Regions from separate parts of the Mus musculus genome. Here regions 2, 3 and 4 are each linked to region 1. Evidence: chromatin loops called from intact Hi-C (ENCODE). Cell type or tissue: heart. All regions are shown on one strand. Region 1 overlaps Ttyh1 (tweety family member 1). Region 2 overlaps Tnnt1 (troponin T1, skeletal, slow). Region 3 holds the start of Tnni3 (troponin I, cardiac 3). Region 4 holds the start of D630041G03Rik (RIKEN cDNA D630041G03 gene).

Region 1 (5,000 bases):
CAGGAGTTCTGATTCTGGGGTGAGTGTGATCTGATTAATGCCATACACACTAAGGTGGAGGGGGTCATGACCACAGTTCTGAGGTCTTAGCCTTAATTGCTGGATCCTGAGAGCAGAGGCTGGTGCCTAGACTCGCAGTCTGAGGAAAGCTGAAGTCTGGACCCCTGGGTCTGAGGGAGGAGGGTTAGGGCCTGGACTTCTGAGTTCTGTGGAAATATGAAATTGGACATTCTGATCTGACCCCTCCCTGCTTCCTTCATCAGGGCCTCAGTGACTTCTGCTCCAACCCAGACACCTATGTGCTGAACCTGACCCAGGAGGAGACAGGGCTCAGCTCAGGTGACCCCACAAATCCCTGATGCCTTCAGCACTCCCTCCTATCCCCCAAGGCCCAGTGTGTTGTAGGGTAGAGAGCAGCAGCATCTTCCAATCCAGGCAGGATGGGAAAGGGGCAAAATGCCTGTGGGTGTGATAGACACAGGGAAGTGGGCCCTGGGCCTCCGTGGTCACAGGGTTGGACTGGAGGACAACAAGGAAGCATAATTAGGTCAGCTGGACCTGCTTCCAGATATGGCTGAAGCAGAAGGGATGAACGTCTAGGGTGTGATATTGCCCACCTATAATCCCAGCAATTAGGAGGTTGAAGTGTGAGTTCATGGGCACTCTGGGTTATCTAGACCTGGTCACACCTTGTTCTGAAGCAAAACCAAACAAAAAACAAAAAACAAAACGAATGGAATTAAGGGTGTCCCTCCATTGGTAAAGTGCTTGTCAAAGCTGTAAGTTTGATCCCTAGCAACACATAAAGTTTGCCTTGTGCCCAGCACTCAGGAAGTAAGATCAGAAGCCTTCAAGGTCATCCATAGCTACATAGAGAATTCAAGGCAAATCTGGGATACATGAGACTGTCTCAAAACATCCTCCTCCTCAAGGAGAGGAGGAGGGATGGAAAGGAAAAGGGAGAGGGAAGAGGAGGACGGGAGAGAGGAGGGGAGAAAGGGAGGGAGGGAGGAGAGGAAGGAAGGGGAACAGAAGGAGGGAGAGAGAAAGGAACGAGGGGGAAGAGAGGGAGGAAAAGAAATGGATGGGAGAGTGGAATGTCCCCCGGGCTTTGGCCCTCCAGATTTGCCCAGGGAGAGCCTGGGTCCAGGGTTATAGCCTGCTCCTTTCTCTCCCTCCACTTCAGACATCCTCAGCTATTATTTCCTGTGCAACCAGGCGGTCTCCAACCCCTTCCAACAGGTTAGGAATGTGGGCAAAAGACATGGGTGTTGAGGAGATGGCTAATGTGGACTCTCAAGGGCGTATGCTGGGCTACCAGGGGCTCCAGGGTTCCATGGGGGGTGGAGGGTGCCAAGGCCACACCTTGACCCGAGTCCTCCTTTCTCTTATCTTCCTGCAGAGGCTGACGCTGTCCCAGCGTGCTCTAGCCAGCATCCACTCTCAGCTGCAGGGCCTGGAGCGGGAAGCTATCCCTCAATTTTCTGCTGCACAGGTTAGGTCAATGAACTGCACCAGCCTGAGAGGAAAAAGGGCCGAACCTGATGAACCTGTGGGATGCCGCCTCCACTCATGTAAAGGGGCAGATTGACTGAGTCAGATAGCCTTGTGGAGCTGGCCCTTCTCCAAGTAGGCGGGATTTCACGTTGTGTGCAAATCTATGGAAAGGGGTGAGGCAATAGAGCCGAGCTGGTCTCTGGGAGAGAGCCTACAGGAAGGGGTTGCAGCAAGAAAAATCCACATTTCTCTTGGTGCTGGGCCAACAGTGGAGGTGAGAGGCTCTAGGGTGTGACTAAGGGCTGGTCCCTTTGGGAAGTGGGGTCCTTGGGTTGAGGGGGGGGGGCTATTTTACTGGGTCGCATAAAGACTGGTTAACTGTGTCCTCTCCCACTACAGAAGCCCTTGTTATCCTTGGAGGAGACACTGAATGTGACAGAAAGAAGCTTCCACCAGTTGGTGGCGCTGCTGCACTGCCGCAGTCTGCACAAGGTAAGCTCTGGGTGTTTGCCAACCCTGTCTCTTTCTCCCCCTCCCCTTTGCTTTCTCTTCTCTTCCCCCTCCTCTCTTTCTCATACTCTCTCTCCCCCCTCCCGCCTTTGTCCCCCCCCCTCCCACCCCACCCCGTGTTCTTCATCTTCCACCCTCTCCTCTCGTAGAAAGCTGCTCAGCCTCTCAAGCCCTGGAATGAGAACCCAGGCAGCCCCCAGTTCCCTAGATTGAAAACTAGTCCAGATATCTCTTGCTATGAAAGGGGCAGGAAAAGGCGAGGGCGGCGGCAGGGCAGCCTGTGAGCCTACCGTGGGCTCAGCTGTGGTCTGTATGGCCCCGGGAGCAAGCCAGCATCTCTGACTGTTGTAAAGACTCTCACCCTTACAACACCGGGACTCCACCTGACCACTTTCCCTGGTTACATACCGTCTCCCACCATGATACTCTCCATGCACACAGGCTTTGCTATGATCCTGGCTCTACAGGATTCACTGGACACTGACCCCTCCATAACAAGATCAGTCAGTAGAGCATGAGACTCTTAATCTCAGGGTCGTGGGTTCGTGCCCCTATGTTGTGGGAAATATTAAAAAAATGAACCCACCACCCTTCCAGCCCTGCTGAACTGCCCTTCTATCTCCCTATCCTCACTTCCCACTGCATCGACTGCTCATACAGCCAACACTGCATCGGGCCCTAGCCCTTCTCACCTCTCACATGCATGCCCATCTTGCTCATTCCATCTGTCCAATAACAGCTGGTGATCCTTTCTGCACACAATCGGATCAGAGTCTTCATTTAAAACCCTTCCATGAGTCCCTCTCCACATGGATTAAAGCCGGGCTCGTGGCACTGACCTAGTAGGAACCTGTGTAGACAGCCTCGGCCTTGGTGTTTCTACTCCACATCAGGCCAACTACGTGCCTCTGACTAGAGCTGACCATCTGCCTGTCTCCTAGTGTTCTTCTCGCAAGGTCTCTGCTGGACAGTAGCCTAACATTTCCTGTCCTACAAGCTCTCACCTCTCCAAAGTGGCTGCCTGGGTCCCATGCATTGAAGGTTGCCAGTGCTGGTGGCATGCCCGGAGCAAAGGCAGATTAGTCCATCCTGGTAGAATATTGGCTGTGACACTTGGCATTCAGGTTACAGAGGTTCTGCTGGCCTCCAGAATGGTGGTCACAATAGCCGGTCCTTTCTGCATGTCTCTCCTATGGATGCCCAAACCTAAGTGTTATGTAAGCCAGCAATCTGTGGGACCCAGGGGGCATCTGACAATGTGTGGGGATGTGACTGTCACAAGTGCAGAAACAGATGCTGCTGGCATCCCCACCAGTCAATAGCACGTGGGTAGAACAAGGATAGGCAGGGTTGTTGCCAGTGGGAATGACAGCGTAGAGGCTTGCCCACTGAAGATGCTGGGAGAGCAGCTCTCTAGATGCTGAGTGGAGATGCTAGGCCACTTTGCATATGGGAGTGGGGAACTGAGATAAAATAGGAGTGGGTTGGAAGGCTGCAGCTCAGCAAAGGCACAAGCTGAACACATAGATGACTTTCCATGTTCAGAACAGCTCCCTGACAAGAGACTACACTTGCGCACAGAGAGTCTGGGTGACAGCCAGGTAAATGGATGGTTGGACCTGTGTATGAAGTGTACATGTGCATACCCTGAGCCTCCTCACCCTCTGCCTCAGGACTATGGCTCAGCACTCCGAGGCCTGTGTGAAGATGCCCTAGAGGGCCTACTGTTCCTGATGCTCTTTTCTCTCCTGTCTGCGGGGGCCCTAGCCACCACTCTGTGCAGCCTGCCCCGCGCCTGGGCCCTCTTCCCACCCAGGTCAGCAGGGGAGAGAGGGCAGGCTCCCCAGGGAGGGGACAGGAGGCAGTACCCAGGGCCACTGGTGGGGATGGGGCAGCCTCCTGACTCGTTTCCATCCTGCTTCTCTGCCACTCCCCACATCCCCATCACACTTCAGTGATGACTACGATGACACAGATGACGATGACCCTTTCAACCCTCAGGTATCCTGGTGTGAAGGGAGGAGGCCTGGGGCCTGAGCTCCTGGGTCTCTTGGAAGGGGAAATGAGTATTGCATTCTCGGGTCTGAGAAGAAGAGAAATGAGACTGGACCTCTGGGTCTGAGGTCCTAGGGGAACAGGGATGAGTCTTGGCCATGAGGGAGGAGGCTGGGGTCTGGAAGCCTGGGCCCGAGGGAGGAGAGAAGGGCCCCCACGTACACAACAGATTCTGAGTGTCTTTCCTGCCCTGGTTATCCTGCCAGGAATCCAAACGCTTTGTGCAGTGGCAGTCTTCCATCTGAGCCTCCCCTCCAGTCTGGAGCCTGCCTCTCCTCTATGGTAACCTTCAATGTGTACAGTTGGGTCTTGGCTCTCCCCTACAGTAGTTGTAGCTCTCTTATGTTGGGTGGATGTCCATGGGAGGGTCTCCAGTGAATATCAGCTCTTCATTTCTCCCTCTCTCTAGCTCCTTTCCTGGCTGCTGGAGAAGGCCCCACTAACCTGACCTTGACTGGGCTCTGACCACTAACACTGCTGGCTATGGACATCTCACTTAGGATGGCAACCTGCTCTGGCCCTAACACCCACCCCCCCATCCCCATTTCTCCTTAGCACAGGGGATTGCTGAGGTGGCACAACAGGGACCAGGGGTGGCTGGGAAGGGGGCTGACCTATACAGCCTGGTGTTCCTCACCTCTGGCTGCCAGTCCTGTCCTTGGAGGGATGAAGCTGGAGGCAGGTACAGGCACGTCCCTGTTTCCTGCCATACCCCAGCGATCTCAACCTATGGCACTAACTTGGAAGAGGGCTGATTTGAAATAAAAGGGAAGGCTTTATTTTACAAGCAGCTAGGTCCTTCTTATCCACCCCAACTACTGAGAGAAGGAAGTCCTGACTGGGCTAGGGACACTCCTCCTCTGGTGGTTGAAAGGCAACTCTCCTCTTGTCCAGGCTCAGCACTGCATTGCTTCTATAAGTAACATGTGAATCCTGAC
Region 2 (5,000 bases), 380 kb after region 1:
ATTTCTGTTGCTTCAACTTCTCCATCAGGTCAAATTTTTCTGATTCCAGCTGGTGGATCCATTCTGACAGCTCCTGGGCCTTTTCCCTAGCAGGTCGAGAAGGACCAGGATGCAGCAAGATCCAGGCTGCCCTCTGAGTCCAGAGAGGTCGAGCCACTTACCCCAAGCCATGCAGCAAGTCTCTTTGGGATTGGTATAGTCGCTACACTCTTGCTAAATTGCCCACAAAAGGTTTTCAAATGTGTGACCACTTTCTGAAACAGAAGTTCCTAAATGGAAGTCTCCGGAAGTAATGGCTATGAGCCCCAGAGTGAAAGCCGTTTGGTTTTTATTACTTACATAGTGCGTGCGTGCGTGTGTGTGTGTGTGTGTGTGTGTGTGTGTGTGTGTGTGTGTGTGTGTGCGCGTGCGCGCGTGCGTGTGTGCGCGCGCGCGTGCGTGTGCGTGTGTGTGTGCGTGTGTGTGTGTGCGCGTGTGTGTGTGTGTGTGCGTGCGTGTGCGTGTGTGTGTGCGTGTGTGTGTGTGCGTGTGTGTGTGCGTGCGTGTGTGTGTGTGTGCGCGCGCGCGCGTGTGTGTGTGTGTGTGCGTGCGTACGTACGTGCGTGCGTGCGTGCGTGCGTGCGTGCGTGCGTGCGTGTGTGTGTGTGTGTGTGTGTGTGTGAAGTCTGGCCTCCAGCTCAATATACAGTAGAGGATGACCCTGAATTGATCCTCCTACCTCCTCCCTGAATGCTGCAATTCCACCTAAATACGGAAGGGGGCACTGTGGATGCCAGACACTACAGGCCAGGCCATCCACCGGGTAGCTTGCATTTGAGTGACATTTTGAACATAGAAAGCAACAGTGGCCCAGAAAAAGGAGTGCCAATTGCCTGAAGTAACACAGCACCAAGGCTCAGACCCGGAGTATCGCCCGTGGAAGCCTTTTGAGAGCTGCCAGGACCTACCGGAGCTGGTCCTCCCCCATGTAGTCGATGTTCAAGGGCTTTTTCCTCTCAGACAGAATCCGGAGTTTCATCTCCCGACCAGTCTGTCGCTTCCCACGCTTCTGTTCTGCCTGGAGTGGGAGGAATCCCAAGCCAGGGATAGAACCTGGAGGCTAAATCCACTCAGCAAGGCCAGTGCCTCCACCACATGCAAGGAGTACATCTCAGCCCTCCCCCTTCAGACACTCAGGGGTCCAGCCTCAGCCTCCTCCTCCCTCAGTCCCAGAGCTCCAGGCTCCAGCCCTCTCTCCTCAGACTCAGGAACTCAAATTCCGTGCCCCCTCCCTCAAGCGTACAGGCCCCGGTCTTCTTCCCTCACACCCAGGCACCACCAGAGGAACATTGTGGCCGGAAGAGGGACAGAGACAATCAGCAGAGTGTCTCCCTCACCTACTTGCCGCATGCTATCTACAGTGACAGCTGGCCCTGGATGAGGTCCAGCACCCTCAAGTTTCCCTTCCCTCCTTGTAGACGCAGATTTCCACAGGCTAGACTCACCTTGACCAGGTAGCCCCCAAAATGAGCTCCCATGTTGGACAGAACTTTCTTCTTCTTGGCGTCATCCTCTGCTCTCTTCTTTGCCTCCTCCTCCTCCTTCCGCATCTTCTCCTCCTGTGAGAACAAAGGGGTCCACGACATGTGGCCTTACATACCTGATGGAGGAAGAGCCTAGCCTGGGTAGTTGATGGCTTAGCATCTCCATAAGTGAAGTTGGAGCCACGGAGAGAGCCACTCCTTAACTTGGTATATAGTTCAGGCTAGCCTCAAATTCACAAAATCCTCCTGCCTCGGCTTCTCCTGTACTGGGATCATAGGTCTGAGGCCATCATACCCAGCAAAGCTCAGCCTTTGTGCTGTGGCTTAAGTCTCTTAGTCCAGCCCTGCCTGAAGCTAGATCAGCCGCAGACTTTTTATTTATATGCACTGTTCACCCTTCCAATAGGAAAATCCTTATGCTAGACATTACAGGGACTTTCTGAGAACCGTAGAGAGTATCAAAATGGGAAATAAAGTATTCTCCTATAGGGAAAGGACAGACACCTACCGCCAGCTTGGCCTGGCGTTCTCGCTCCTTTTCCGTTCTGAAGCGCTGTTGCTCAGCTCTCTCTGCGCGTCGCCTCTCCTAGGGGTATTAAGGGGAAGATTGGGGCAGGGAATGTGGGGGTTCTTGGAGGCTATCCCCTCCCACAAGTTGTCCCTCCACCAGTAGACGAACGAAATAAGGATAGTTTCTTTTATTTAATTGTCCTTTTTGAGACAGTCTCTCGAACTCATGGTAATCTTCCTGCCTCCGCCTCCAAAATGCACTCCTGGTAGAAATGGATACTGGAGTGGACCCGCCCAATGTCCCCGCTGTTTCTCCCAGAGACCCCAAAGCACTACATGGAGGGAGGGAACGGGAGATAGATGTAACTAGAGGACCCGGATTTCCGGCTCACAATGCGGTCTTTTAGTGCAATGAGCTCTTCCTCCTCCTTTTTCCGCTGTTCAAAGTGCACGTCGATGAGCGTCTGCAGCTCCAGTAAGTCTTTCTCCATGCGCTTCCGGTGGATGTCCTGAAGAGGGAGCCCGTGAGGCCGCCGGACAGGGCCCTGGAGCCTGCCCCACCCCAGCCCTAGGTGATGACTGACAGCCAGCTGGGATGGCTTCCAGCAGATGTCAGCAAAGCATTCCTTGCTAATAACAGGACCCTGGGTTACCCCCAGGGTTTTCATGAAGGAAGCATAGAAGGGCACTTTTCAGAATAGGCTCAAGGCGCCAAGAATCCTGCAGCTGCTTCTGGGGTAGGACATCTGTCACTTACATCAAAATCCACACGCTCCCCTTCTGGAATCTTCGGGGGAATCAAAGGAGGCACCACAGGACGGCTGTGTCGATAGAATTGGAGATCATCAACAGGCTGGCCTCCCTCCTCTGCCTTACCACACGCTGTTCAAAATGACAGCCACCCCCCACCCCCACCCCCACCGGCCCCCGAGTCTGTGTGAGACCACAGTCAGGGAAATACAGTTTGAGTATTTTGTTTTGCCTGTTTTGACATACTTGTAAAAACTGGCAGGACCCGGTGGCACAGATCTGTTGTCCTAGCTGCTCGGAAGTCTGAGGCAAATTCAAGTCCTGCCTGGTCTAGAGAGAATCTAAAGCCATCCATGGAAACTTAAGAGACACTGCCTCAAAATGAAAAATCACAACAGGGCTAGGGATGAGATTCGGCCGTAGAATGCCTGACAAGAATCCCCCAGGGAGAGGCAGGGGGCGACTCCCCCAGTGAGGGGCTGCGGGTGACTCAAGACGGAATGCTTGTCTCAAACATACGAGGCCATATATTGAATGCTCTGCATAAAAAGCAGGCAGGGGTAGCTCAGCAAACAAAGACCCCCATGACAAGCCTGATTGTCTGCGTTCCGACCCCTGTAAATCATCCTCTGCACCCCACACTTGCACCATACACACCTCTGTGCTCACACACGCAAAATACGTAATAAAGGCCTTACAGTTTAAAAGCACTGCTCTTCCTTTTGCACTGCTCTGAGATACTTCACTTTCTTCTTAACCATTTTATTTTATGTGTATGTATGAGGTTTTGCCTGCTGCCTGTGTAACACGTGTATGGCCAAGTGCCAGAAGAAGGCATCGGCTCCTCTGGAACTGGAGTTACAGATGTTTGTGAGCCACCACGTGGATACTGGGAACTGAACCCAAGTCCTCTGGAAGAGCAGCAGTCAGTGCTTTCAACCACCGAGCCATCTCTCCAGGCCTGAAGATTTTATTTCAAGGGTAAGGATGAAGCCCGGGGATCACGCATGCTAAAGGCCATGGACTTTAAAGATCGCTATTCTCTAAGCAACTTACAGTTGCCTGGTTGCTCTAACGCTGTACTACTGGCTGTTTAACAGCAACAGTGCGCAGCTGTAACAAGAAAAACGTCTGCGTGCTCGGGTCACCTACAGTTTCTTTTAATAGCTATGATTTAAGATCAGCAAAACCCACAGATGCTGAACTCAGAATCACCAAGACTACTCTTCCGAGGATGCAGCAACACCTTGCCTGGCAAACACTCTTTCCCAAGGCCCAAGTTAGCAGAAACTTCCCGAATAATTCATGTGTCAGAACATTCCTTGCCTTGGCAGGGCTCATCCACTTGGTGTCTCTAAGGACCATGTGTTGTCGGTCCCAAAAGTCCTTGGAAAGGGCCCTCACTTCCTGCATTCCTTCCCTGGTAGCTCTCCAACCTGGAACCTCTGTAACTGCGTTCCTTCCTCCAAGAGTCCCTAAGCTCTAGCCCTGGCCTCTCCGGGCCTCCTCTTAGCTCAGTTAGCTTCCACAGCCTGTACTGGCCTCCCTGGCTTAACCATACTCTCACGATGGCCTGGTTCTGCACCCAGAGTGGGTTTTATACATAACCACTCACTTTGAGTGTAAGAAATGACTGTCCTTGCCTACAACTTTCCTTCAGCTAGCAAGGTCTTTATCGAGAGGGTCCAGGTTATCACCTCCTCGGGAAGCCTTCCTTGATTGGCCCTGGGCCAACACAGAGTCCCCTTGCATGGTTTTCTAGAACCCAGGCTGTTATTTTTATATCTGACCTGTTTCACAATGTAGGAAGGTCCTCAACTTCTTGCTTTAAGAGTTAAGGTTGGCTGTGTTCAAGCCCTGATTTCTCTGCCTTTTGATTTCTCTGCCCTGTCTCTCTTGGTGGAGGAGCATGAGAAGATAGGCTTGTAACCCACACCCACCCTGTAGCACCTCACCTGGGTTTGGGGCGCTCTTCTTCTGGTGGCAATGGGGGAATACAAAAAGATAATTAGAGAGAGTTGGGTAGAGAGAGGCTTGGCATCCTTAAGAGGAAACCCAGAAGCAGCCTGCGAGCCCAAGGCTGGGGGGAGGACATTAGGAGAGTGAAGGAAAGTTGAGGTGGAGAAAAGGGGGAAAAAAGGTCACTCGCATCAGACATACATTCTCCACTGGTGTGGGGACACCCCCACCCAGACCTCTAAAAGCCCAAAGGACCAA
Region 3 (5,000 bases), 390 kb after region 1:
CCGACTAGAGCTACGCACTGCCTATCTATTCACTGCTAACCACTACGCTCACGCCTAAACCTTGCTGTAGGCAAGTTCCCCCCAACCACAGGCCGCTGTCACCAAGCCCAACCTGAACCTTTCTGAAATTCTGCCCCACCCATAGGGCTCTGCCCATCACCCTACCACCCCTTTCCAGGGCCTTGGTCCTGCCCCCTTCTGGGTCTCAGAGGATTCTTGAACCCAGAAGCCCATCCTCTTGGACCCCGCCCCACCTTGGCGTGTGGCTCGGTGGCATAGGCTCGGTAGTTGGCAGAGGAGCGGCGTCGGACAGGAGCAGGCGCAGGCTGCGGTTCCCCAGCCTGGAATTGAAGCAGGCTACATCACTACCCAAACCCTCCCATCCAGCCCTTCCTGGATACCTCACCTCTAGCGGCAGGTTCCCCTGCCCACTGGTCCCCAGTCCTCTCCCTGCAGCACCCACTCTGGACCGAAGGTTCCCTACCCCACTTCTTAGCTCACAGCTCACCGCATCGCTGCTCCTGAAGAGAGAGAAACCGTGAAGAGGAAATCACTGATGGTGGTCCCCTGACTCTTGAACCCCAGGAGTCTGATTCCCAAATTCTTACCTCATTTCTACAGAAATCCAACCACCCTTGCCTCCTACTCTCTCAGGACAAGTATCCAACCTGGTTGCACCCTCAAGACCCACCGCACCTCTCCCTGTTGAGGTCTCCACCCCAAGGCTACGAAGATTCACATACTCATCAGCCATGATGATCTCCAGAGGCAGAGAACAGGATCGGAGATTCCTGGAGGGTCCTGGAAGGGTGTCCCTGGTGACCTTGGAGGTCTCTAGAGGTTGGGTTTCCTCTGGGCTGCTCAAGCCTCACTGAGGACACTGAGATAAGGGGCGAGGACAAAGACTAAATATACTGCTGTCTCCTCCCCTGCCCAGGATAAGCGATAACAGGGTGTGAGGGGAGCCGTGTGCAAAGCTCCAGTTGGGTCAACCAAGGTGCCCAGGATCTACACCCCTCCTCCTTTGACTCTAGCGCCCCAGCTCCCTCCTCCCTCAAACTTAGGAAAACCCGGAGCAAGGTCCCTCTTCTCTCAAATCCAAGAGTCTAGACTTCAGCTTCCCATGTTCATACCCAGAAATCCATGCCGGCCTTCTGTCCTCACACCTAGGTCCCTCACTGAACTGCAGTCTTTCTGGGACCTAGTGTGTCCTTTCTCTCCCCCACGTTTCTGTCGGTTTCAGTGGCCCTGGCATGTTTAGTTTGAAGGATCTTATCCTTCACTCCTGTGAAATTCAGCCAAGCCCACTTGCAAACCCACAATCGGGACCCATCCCTGCTGCTCCCACCCTTCTTGGCACTGGAGACCGACTGAGGACAGGACACACAGAGGTGACCCTGCGCTTTTTATTTGAATCACATTCAAGGAAGGCTATGCCCTTGTCCTTCCCAAAAGCAGCATGTCAAGAAAGGCCCAAGACAAAAGAGAGGATCTGGAGCCCAGGGTTGTCCCTTCAGCCTTCGATCCTTGTCAGGATAAGTCTCAGATAACAGTCTAGGACCCATCCCCCACCCTCACCCCTACCCCCCAAATAGTACAACCGAGAGTTCCAGGAAAGGAATTTGAAGTTCTAGTCATATCCCTGGGGTTGAGAAGGAACGCAGAGTAAAACCGCATGCAGGTGGGCTGAGCTGGTGATGTCAATCCCTGGGCCTGCTTCAGCAGTTAAAGGTGGGCTACGTGGTCCCTGGGGTTCATGTTACATGTTTTGGAGGTGCATTCACCCAGGACGTTGCCATAGCTTCCTGGAGTGGGCTTATCACTTCCGGAGGAGAGGCCAGGTCGGCTTGGGGAAGGCTGATTGCTTCTACAGGCAGGACTAGCTTAGCCTGGGGTGGGCTCATCGCCTCTAGAGGTGGGATCTGGTCAGCTTTGGATGGGCTCAACGCTTCTAGAGGAGGGGCCTGGTTGGCCTGGGGTGGACACATTGTCTCTAGAGGTGGGGCCAGGTCAGCCAGGGGTGGGCTCATCGCCTCTAGAGAGGGGGCCTGGTTAGCCTGGGGCGGACTTATCGATTCTGGGAGAGGGGCGCGGGTAGATTCCACTTTGGAGGGCGCGGGTCCAGATTCCACAGCTGAGTCTCCGCCACCCGGAGTGGAGTCCCCTAACTTGTAGAACCTCGCAAAAGTCTCCGAGGGTTTGGTTGCAGTGTGAGGGGCGAACCCAGCCACCCGCGCTATCTCTACAACGCGGTCAGAGAACGCCTTCAACTCCTTGGGCCGCAGGTCCACCAAGTACCTATGTTGGGAAACTGTGTGTGAGGAGACCTGGCTTTTGGCCCAGCTGTGACCTTCCCACCCCACTCCTCTGGCTCACCGAGCTAATTCCACAACCAGGTTCCCTCCGGGGGCCACGCAAGCCCCGAGCTCAGGGCTGAGAAGATGGACCATCCTAAGGAGAGAAAGGACTAGGAGCTGAGATACACAGGTGGGGACGGAGGTCCAGAGCAGGATGGAGACTGCAAAGCTTAAGTTCCGGCTTCTGACAACGAATAAACTGGGGCCCAATCCTAGGTCTCTTACCCACAGGACACGTAGAGGAGCTGGAACCGGCCCTGGTAGCAAGTCTTGTGGTGGAGAGTCTGCGAAGAATCGAGAGGCAGAAAGTGGATAGTGAAGGGTTCTTGAGCAGGCACTGAAAGAGAAGGGAAGAAAGAGGTCAGATCTGGGGCTGAAGAACTGGCTCAGTTGCTAAGCGGGTTTGATACTCTTTCAGAGACCCTGAGTTTGCACCCAGAACCCAAGCTTATAACCACCTTTAACTCTAGTTTCTGGGGACATGGTGCCCTCTTGTGGCTTCCGAAGGCACCTACATGTGTGCTTGCGCAGGCGCTCACATGCTCACACAGAGAGAGAGAGAGAGAGAGAGAGAGAGAGAGAGAGGGTTTCTCTGTGTAGCCTTGGCTGTCCTGGAACTCACTCTGTAGACCAGGCTGGCCTCGAACTCAGAAATCCACCTGCCTCTGCCTTTGCCTCCCAGGTGCTGGGATTAAAGGTGTGCTCCACCACAGCCCGGCTATGAATATAAATCTTGAGAGTCAAAGAGATGTGCACACAAGTTGCAAAGAATATTGGAATTTACACTCCTTATCTGTGGAGAGCAGTGCCGAGAGCAATCGCCATTATAAGATGGCGCTGGCCTCCGCTGTGCCTAACTAGTAAACAAGCCCTGTACGCAGGTGCGAGAGTGAACTCACTCCTAGTCACTGCCCATCTCAGGGCGTAGTAGTGGGGTGATGAGCGAGCAACAAATCAGGAGCTGACATGCCATATCAGGTGCTGAAACACCATGGCTGAGGGCTATATAAGCGACTCCATTTTCTGGGGTCAGGGTCTTCCTGAGAAGTAAGCAATAAAGCTTTGCCGCAGAAGATTCCGGTTGTCCCGAGTGTGTTCTTGCCAGCGGGGACAAAAGCTTGGGATACTTATCTTCTTTTTTTCCCTCCAATTTTTTATTAGGTATTTACTTCATTTACATTTCAAATACTATCCCGAAAGTCCCCTATACCCTCGCCCCCACAATTCCCCTACCCACCCATTCCCACTTCTTGGCCCTGGCATTCCCCTGTACTGGGGCATATAAAGTTTGCAAGACCAATGGGCCTCTCTTCCCAATGATGGCCAACTAGGCCATCTTCTGCTAAAAATGCAGCTAGAGACATGAGCTCTGGGGGGTACTGGTTAGTTCATATTGTTGTTCCACCTATAGAGTTGCAGACCCTTTCAGCTCCTTGAGTCCTTTCTCTAGCTCCTTCATTGGGGGCCCTGTGATCCATCCAATAGCTGACTGTGAGCATCCACTTCTGTATTTGCCAGGCACTGGCTTAGCCTCACAAGAGACAGCTATATCAGGGTCCCTTCAGCAAAATCTTGCTGGCGTATGTAATAGTGTCTGCGTTTGGTGGCTGATTATGGGATGGACCCCCGGGTGGGGCAGTGTCTGGATGGTTCATCCTTTCATCTCAGCTCCAAACTTTGTCTCTGTAACTCCTTCCATGGGGTGTTTTGTTCCCAATTCTAAGAAGGGGCAACACTCCCTATTTTCTACTTTTGTTTTGAGTCAGGCTCTTGTAGCTGAAGATATCTGGAATTGTGACCCAAACCAGGCATTTTCTCCTGCCTCAGCCTTCTGAGTGACAGGCATTCACTGTCCACGCCCAACTTTCTTAGCCTTTTCTTTAAAGTTATTTTATTTATTTATTTATTTATTTATTTTGGTGATGGTGTGTGCCTCGGTAAGTGTGTGTAGGTCAGGTGGCAACCTTTACTGAGTCATCTCTCTCTGTCCACCATTACTTGGATCCCAGGGATAGAACTTGAGCTACAAGGCCCTGACGGCAAGCACGTCTCCTTGCTGAGCTATATTATCGACCTTCCATGTCTTTCTAGAAGCCTTCCTTTTTTTTAATCCTTTGGCTGAACTGAATTGCTGCAAATCTGGGGAGGTGGGCCCACGAGGCAGAGACCCATTTTACAGACAGGAAAGAAAGTGAATGGTCCCTTGAATGAAGGCACCTAGGGAGAGGTGAGTTAAGGACTGGAATAGAAAGAAGGACAGCCAGAATCCATGTAGGGAAAGGGTGTAGGGAGGAATGTAAAGGTTCCCAGTTAGAACTCCAGAGAGGGCTGAGAATCCTACTGGTGGGGTTCAGGGTTTGGGAAAGGGAGGACAAGAGAGAAAAAGAGAACGAATATCAACGAGAGAGCAACTGTCCAGGTATTCCAAACCAGCTCCGTCAAAGCTTGGGGAAAAAACAGTGACTATCTGCAGTTTGCAGCTGCTGGCTACCTACCATCTGGCTCGGGCGACTCTGTCTCCTCCACATTCCCCTGGATGGCTCTCGGGCCCCTCCAGGCGGCTACTTCTCGGAACAGCTCTGTGACGTTGTGCTGCGTGATCTCGCTCGCAGTCTGCGGGGAGAAAGGGGGAGGTGCAGAGGT
Region 4 (5,000 bases), 340 kb after region 1:
CCCCTTATTTTCTTCTTCACCAGGCCTGAAGCTGCACCCAAACCAAGTGCAAAGTCTATCTATGGTAAGCTTGAGGGTTAAGGCGACCAAGAACAAGGCTCTTGGGAGAAGAGAGAATACAGTCTGTCGTTTTGAGAGGAGGAGGAGGGGACAGAATCTGGGCTCTTGGATCTGAGAGAGAAGAGCTGGGGTCAGGGATCCTAGGTCTGAGGGAGGATGGCTGCAGTCTGGACTCCTGGGTCTGAGGGAGGAGAGCTGGAGTCTAGACTCCTCCTTCTGAGGGAGAAGGGCTAGCTAGCATCAGGGTCTAAGGAACCAGGCTGCAGTCTGACTCTTGCATGCACTTCCCCCTCTCCCCTCCTTAGAACAGAGAAAACGTTACTCCACCGTGGTTATGGCTGACGTGTCCCAGTATCATGTCAATGTGAGTCTGGGGTCTATGTTTCTCTAAGACGTTTCCTGGGGAGAGGTGAGCCTGAAGTGATAGGCCTTTTGAAAACAGGGACTGGGGACGGGGGCAGCCATCAGGATGTAAAGTGAATAAATAAGAAAGAGAGAGAGGGAGGCAGGAGGAAGGGAGGGAAAAAGAAGGAAAGAAAGAAGGAAGAGACTAGGAAAACTCAGCTCTTCTCTCCCCATGAACATCCGTCCCTGTTGCCTGAGAACTCAGTTCTGTCTGATCTTCCTCTGAGCCATCCCCAGTGCAGGATGCAGGACCAAATCGGCCACGGTTCCATGGTCCAGGAGAGGGTGTGGATGTCATAATGCAAAGCAGAGGAGGCACTTACAAGAGTTCAATCCTTATTATTTGTTGCCCTTGAGAAGCCTCCAATCTTGGTTTGAAGATGTCCTAATTGGAAGGAAATCTAATCAGTGCTGGCCACTGAAGGAGCTGAAGGGTCTGAGGGAGGGAGACTGAGGTCTGGATTCAAAGGGTCTGAGGAAAGCATTCTGGGGAAGTATGGCTAGGCTGAACAGGAGCTCCCTCTAGAAGCTCAGCAACAGCTTGGCATAGCCTGGGACTCAGCTACCTACTCTGTCTCCTGCCAGCACCTGGTCACCTTCTGCTTGGGGGAAGAAGATGGCGTGCACACTGTGGAAGATGCTTCCAGAAAGCTGGCAGTCATGGACAGCCAGGGGCGTGTCTGGGCACAGGAGATGCTACTGAGAGTGTCACCTAGTCAAGTCACTCTGCTTGATCCAGTCTCCAAGGTGCCAGAGAGCAATTGGGTGGAAGAGAGAAATGGGGCTGAGATCTGAGGGTGAATCTTGGCTCCGAAGCGTCCTTCCCCTGGGAACTTTGGCAAGCTATCCTTTGAAGCCTAGGTTATTAAACAGGGTGTTATTTCTAGGCCCCTGAACTCTTTCGGTTGCCTTGCCCCAAGTCCTGGACACTGCTCTAGCAGTCATAGGAATCTGTGCCTCCGTTTACCCTGCGACCCCGTCCTGCAGGAAGAACTAGAGTCATATCCTCTCGATGCCATCGTACGCTGCGACGCGGTGATGCCCCGAGGACGGAGCCGTTCATTGCTGCTCCTGGTGTGCCAGGAGCCAGAGCGTGCACAGCCGGATGTTCATTTCTTCCAGGGCCTGCTCCTCGGAGTGAGTGGGCGTGGCTCCGGGTGGCTTTTTTTTCTAGTAGAGAATCAGAGGCGGGGCTTCCATGTTTGGGGCGGGGCCTTGGCAAACGGGGACATAGCCTAGGAAAGCAGGTCTGAGAGGGAACCAGAATTGAGGACAGGTTGAATGAACTCTAGACCATGACTGAATGTGACGATGGGAAGAAGATGCAGAACAAAGGCTTTGAGAAAAACATAAAAAAGATGGTTGGAAGCAGGCAGGCAGGCAGGCAGAACCAAGATGGGGTCCATGGGGTTTGTCCAAGACAGTCGGAGGCAAAGCGCTGAGAACAAGAAAGAGTCCTGGGCAGGCAATGGGTGGGGCGTAAGAGGGGAGATCTTAAAGTATGATTGACAGGCGGAGCTGATCCGTGAGGACATCCAAGGGGCTCTGCAGAACTACCGCTCCGGACGTGGAGAACGCAGGGCAGCAGCGCTCAGGTGAGGAGAAGGGGGAAGCAGATGCAGAGCGCACTGAAAAAAAAAATTCTCCCATCTATGGACCTCACTCTCCTCAGCTAAGAAATGAGCTTGGTACGAACAGCCTAGAGTGTTGAATGTGGTCACAAATTAGCCTTGGCCAGGTCTTACCTGTACCTCCCAGACAAGGTGACCGCTCCGCTCCAGTCTTCTACTTTAGCCTGTCTTGGTCTTTGGTTTCTCCATCTTCGTATCCAGTTTCTCATTATGAAATGCCCAGCCTTCGTTTGACCGCCCCCCCCCCTTCCTGATCCCATCGGTTGCCCCAGCCTCGGTCTCCCCTTTTTCTTAACTCAGGGCGACGCAGGAGGAGCTGCGACGCGGCGCCTCTCCAGCAGCGGAGACCCCGCCCTTACAGCGTCGCCCGTCTGTCCGCCTGGTGATCAACACCGTGGAACCATCCGCAGTCCGCGGGCGACCCCAAGTGGAGTCAATTCCAGAGACTGAGGAAGCAAGGAAACCCGACCAAGCTCGCACGACTAGCAGTGCTGACCCTACCTCCCCAGACTTGGGCCCAAGAGGACCTGAGCTGGCGGGTCTGCAGGCAGAGCGGGATGTGGTGAGCTTGAGTGAGAGGCACCAGCTAGGAGAAAAAGATTTCCTTGACAATCAAGTCAGTCTTGGAGTGGGGAACGAGATTCAGGAACGTGGCACGTCTAGGTGTGACTAGCTGACAAGATGCTGGGTCGGGGATGGGAGTTAATTCTAGAAGTATGGCTAGAGTCTTTGATATAGACCACCCACTGCTCCAGTTATGGGCATGGCCTGACGTAGGGGGTGTGTCCAGGAGTTCAGATTGGAGCCCTGGACCTAGACCAGAGTCTGAGACTCAGGAGCACCACTCTTACCTCTCTTGCTTATGGTAGGATATTCTGAACCACGTGTTTGACGACGTGGAGAGTTTTGTATCCAGACTGCAAAAATCAGCAGAGGCTACCCGGGTTTTGGAGCACCGCGAGAGAGGCCGCAGGACACGACGCCGAGCTGCGGGAGGTAAGGGGCTTCCACATGGACCGAGAACACACCTTCCTGAGTGATGTCCAAATATCCTCTCCCCCTGGGGTCTCCCACCACCAGCCAGGTCTGACTTCCTAAGGCCACCCGTTTGGGTGTTTACACCTTTGGAATTGTTGTCTAATGCTTTCTTGGTGTCCCCACAACCTCACCTGCTCTCTCCGCACAGAGGGTCTGCTGACACTGAGGGCCAAGCCACCCACTGAGGCTGAGTACACCGACGTGCTTCAGAAAATCAAATACGCCTTCAGTCTGCTGGTGAGGATGCATCCATTGCTGGGCGTCGATGGAGTGAGGGCACTTTGACCCATCCATCATTCGTGCACTAATAAGAAATGACCTCCTTTCGTTCCAGGCCCGGTTGCGAGGCAACATCGCCAACCCCTCCTCTCCAGAGCTGTTGCACTTTCTGTTTGGACCTCTGCAGATGGTGAGGCTCATCTTAGCCCTCAGGGCTCCCCTGCTTTAGAAGGATTAAGATTCGACTTCAAGAAGGTCTTGTTGGCATGCTCATTTCTGTTGGCCTGGTAGATTGTGAACACTTCAGGCGGCCCTGAGTTCGCGAAGAGTGTGCGACGACCGCATTTGACGTTGGAGGCTGTGACTCTGCTCCGCGACAATGTCACTCCTGGTGAAAATGAACTATGGACCTCGCTGGGAGACTCCTGGACCTGCCCAGGGTGAGAGGGGAAACTAGAGTGTAGAGGTTTGACTTGGCTGCAGGACACTGCTAAATTTGAGGAGGGGACGAGACTTAAGATAAATGCCAGGATTCAACTGGAGAACATGCTCGAAATTAGCGTGAGGGAAAGGTTTAACATCTAATCAGATAGTTGGATTGAAGCAAATGGTGGGGCTTAGAGAATTTAGAGACAGACTACGGGGCAAGGAGGGTTGTTAGGCAAGTGGGACTCAGCTACAAGGAAAATGTGGGACATACAGGAAGTTGAAAAGGAGTCTGTCCTTGGAGGCTTTCAGGGAGAGCACGGAGCTCAGACTGGGAGCGGGTAAAGGGCAAGATGGATTGATGTAAGTGTTGAGAAAGTAGCCAGAAGCTCCAGAAGCTCGGCCAGTGGCGCTGTTGTCCCAGCTCTCGGTTGGTGACACAGGAAGAACAGAAGTTGAAGATTACCCTCCACTAGAAAGCAAGCTGGAGACCCTGTCACAAAAATGGGGTCTTTGGAGGTGTGAGTTTCTACAGGAATCTACGTCATTGCAGACAAAGATATTTGCCTCCACAAAACTGTCCTCCGACTTCCACATGTGCTCACCCACACCTACACACTCACAATAAGTGAACAGATAAATATTTTTAGGTAATCAAACACTTGTGAAATAGTCAGGAGAGTGTCTGCAAGTCAAGGCTAGACTAGTCTGAAAAGCTAGTTCCAGGCTAGCCTGGGCTATCAGGACTGCTCAGACTTCCCACCCTCCAAAACAGGAAAAGCTTTGGCCTCAGAGGCTGGGGGAAGCATGACAGTGGACCCAGTGTGTTTAGAAATATAATTAATGGGTGCTTAGGGCATACACTGCTCTTCCAGGGAACCCACATGGTGGCTCACAACTGTCTGTAACTCCAGTTCCAGGGAACCTGATGCCCTCTTCTGTTTGCTATGAGCACCAGGTACACACATGGTGCACACAGTTACATACATACAGACACATAAAATAGTTAGTTAGTTAGTTAGTTAGTTAGTTAGTTATGAGACAAGGCTTCTCTGTGTAGCCCTGGCTGTCCTGGAACTCACTCTGTAGACCTACTGGCCTTGAACTCAGAGATCTGCCTGCCTCTGCCTCCCAAGTGCTGGGATCAAAGTTATGGCCACTACCTCCTGGCTTAATTTTTTTTTTTTTTTAAGAAAGAAATATAATGTATTGAGTTGGGCT

The links. A loop is a pair of places that touch in the nucleus more often than their neighbours do. Peaks named below come from ENCODE experiments on the same cell type or tissue, not always from the same donor. Only the 100,000 strongest peaks of a DNase experiment are listed, where the experiment ranks them.
Region 2: a loop joins it to region 1, with 2.1 times the contacts of the local background. A loop is called at or near these places in 16 of 42 quality-filtered maps.
Region 3: a loop joins it to region 1, with 2.4 times the contacts of the local background. A loop is called at or near these places in 11 of 42 quality-filtered maps.
Region 4: it touches region 1 in a loop (6-fold over the local background); 7 of 42 quality-filtered maps call a loop at or near these places.

The regions. Positions count from the first base shown.
Region 1 is chr7:4,129,395-4,134,394 of GRCm38, forward strand. It overlaps Ttyh1 (tweety family member 1), which reads left to right. Exons shown (of 14, transcript NM_021324.6): 7 at 264-339; 8 at 1,187-1,242; 9 at 1,403-1,495; 10 at 1,897-1,989; 11 at 3,681-3,823; 12 at 3,963-4,008; 13 at 4,269-4,344; 14 at 4,472-5,000. The coding sequence ends at 4,307. It overlaps D030047H15Rik (RIKEN cDNA D030047H15 gene), which reads right to left. Exons shown (of 3, transcript NR_033548.1): 2 at 3,012-3,197. Among named protein-coding and RNA genes, the nearest start is that of D030047H15Rik, 5.0 kb to the right of the region's middle. In heart, a CTCF peak has its summit at 1,946 (motif pointing right); a DNase peak (open chromatin) is centred at 1,827.
Region 2 is chr7:4,507,527-4,512,526 of GRCm38, forward strand. It overlaps Tnnt1 (troponin T1, skeletal, slow), which reads right to left. Exons shown (of 14, transcript NM_001277903.1): 6 at 4,739-4,760; 7 at 2,791-2,854; 8 at 2,426-2,542; 9 at 2,032-2,109; 10 at 1,485-1,598; 11 at 948-1,057; 12 at 1-86. Among named protein-coding and RNA genes, the nearest start is that of Tnnt1, 5.9 kb to the right of the region's middle. In heart, CTCF peaks have their summits at 775 (motif pointing right) and 2,549 (motif pointing right); DNase peaks (open chromatin) are centred at 2,555 and 4,105; H3K4me3 peaks cover 1,529 bases; H3K27ac peaks cover 3,041 bases.
Region 3 is chr7:4,521,562-4,526,561 of GRCm38, forward strand. It overlaps Tnni3 (troponin I, cardiac 3), which reads right to left and starts at 967. Exons shown (of 8, transcript NM_009406.4): 1 at 744-967; 2 at 509-521; 3 at 255-341. The coding sequence starts at 754. It overlaps Dnaaf3 (dynein, axonemal assembly factor 3), which reads right to left. Exons shown (of 12, transcript NM_001033548.3): 9 at 4,853-4,970; 10 at 2,583-2,694; 11 at 2,377-2,451; 12 at 1,372-2,298. The coding sequence ends at 1,755. In heart, CTCF peaks have their summits at 2,852 (motif pointing left) and 4,900; DNase peaks (open chromatin) are centred at 60, 960, 2,280, 4,940 and 2 weaker places; H3K4me3 peaks cover 1,911 bases; H3K27ac peaks cover 3,170 bases.
Region 4 is chr7:4,468,831-4,473,830 of GRCm38, forward strand. Eps8l1 (EPS8-like 1) reads left to right here. Exons shown (of 20, transcript NM_001374622.1): 3 at 24-64; 4 at 366-424; 5 at 1,051-1,212; 6 at 1,453-1,602; 7 at 1,978-2,060; 8 at 2,397-2,658; 9 at 2,966-3,092; 10 at 3,283-3,371; 11 at 3,469-3,543; 12 at 3,645-3,793. It overlaps D630041G03Rik (RIKEN cDNA D630041G03 gene), which reads right to left and starts at 2,054. Exons shown (of 1, transcript NR_028416.1): 1 at 1-2,054. It also overlaps a transcript of Rdh13 not described here. In heart, a CTCF peak has its summit at 2,513; DNase peaks (open chromatin) are centred at 1,641 and 2,511; H3K4me3 peaks cover 1,552 bases; H3K27me3 peaks cover 3,652 bases.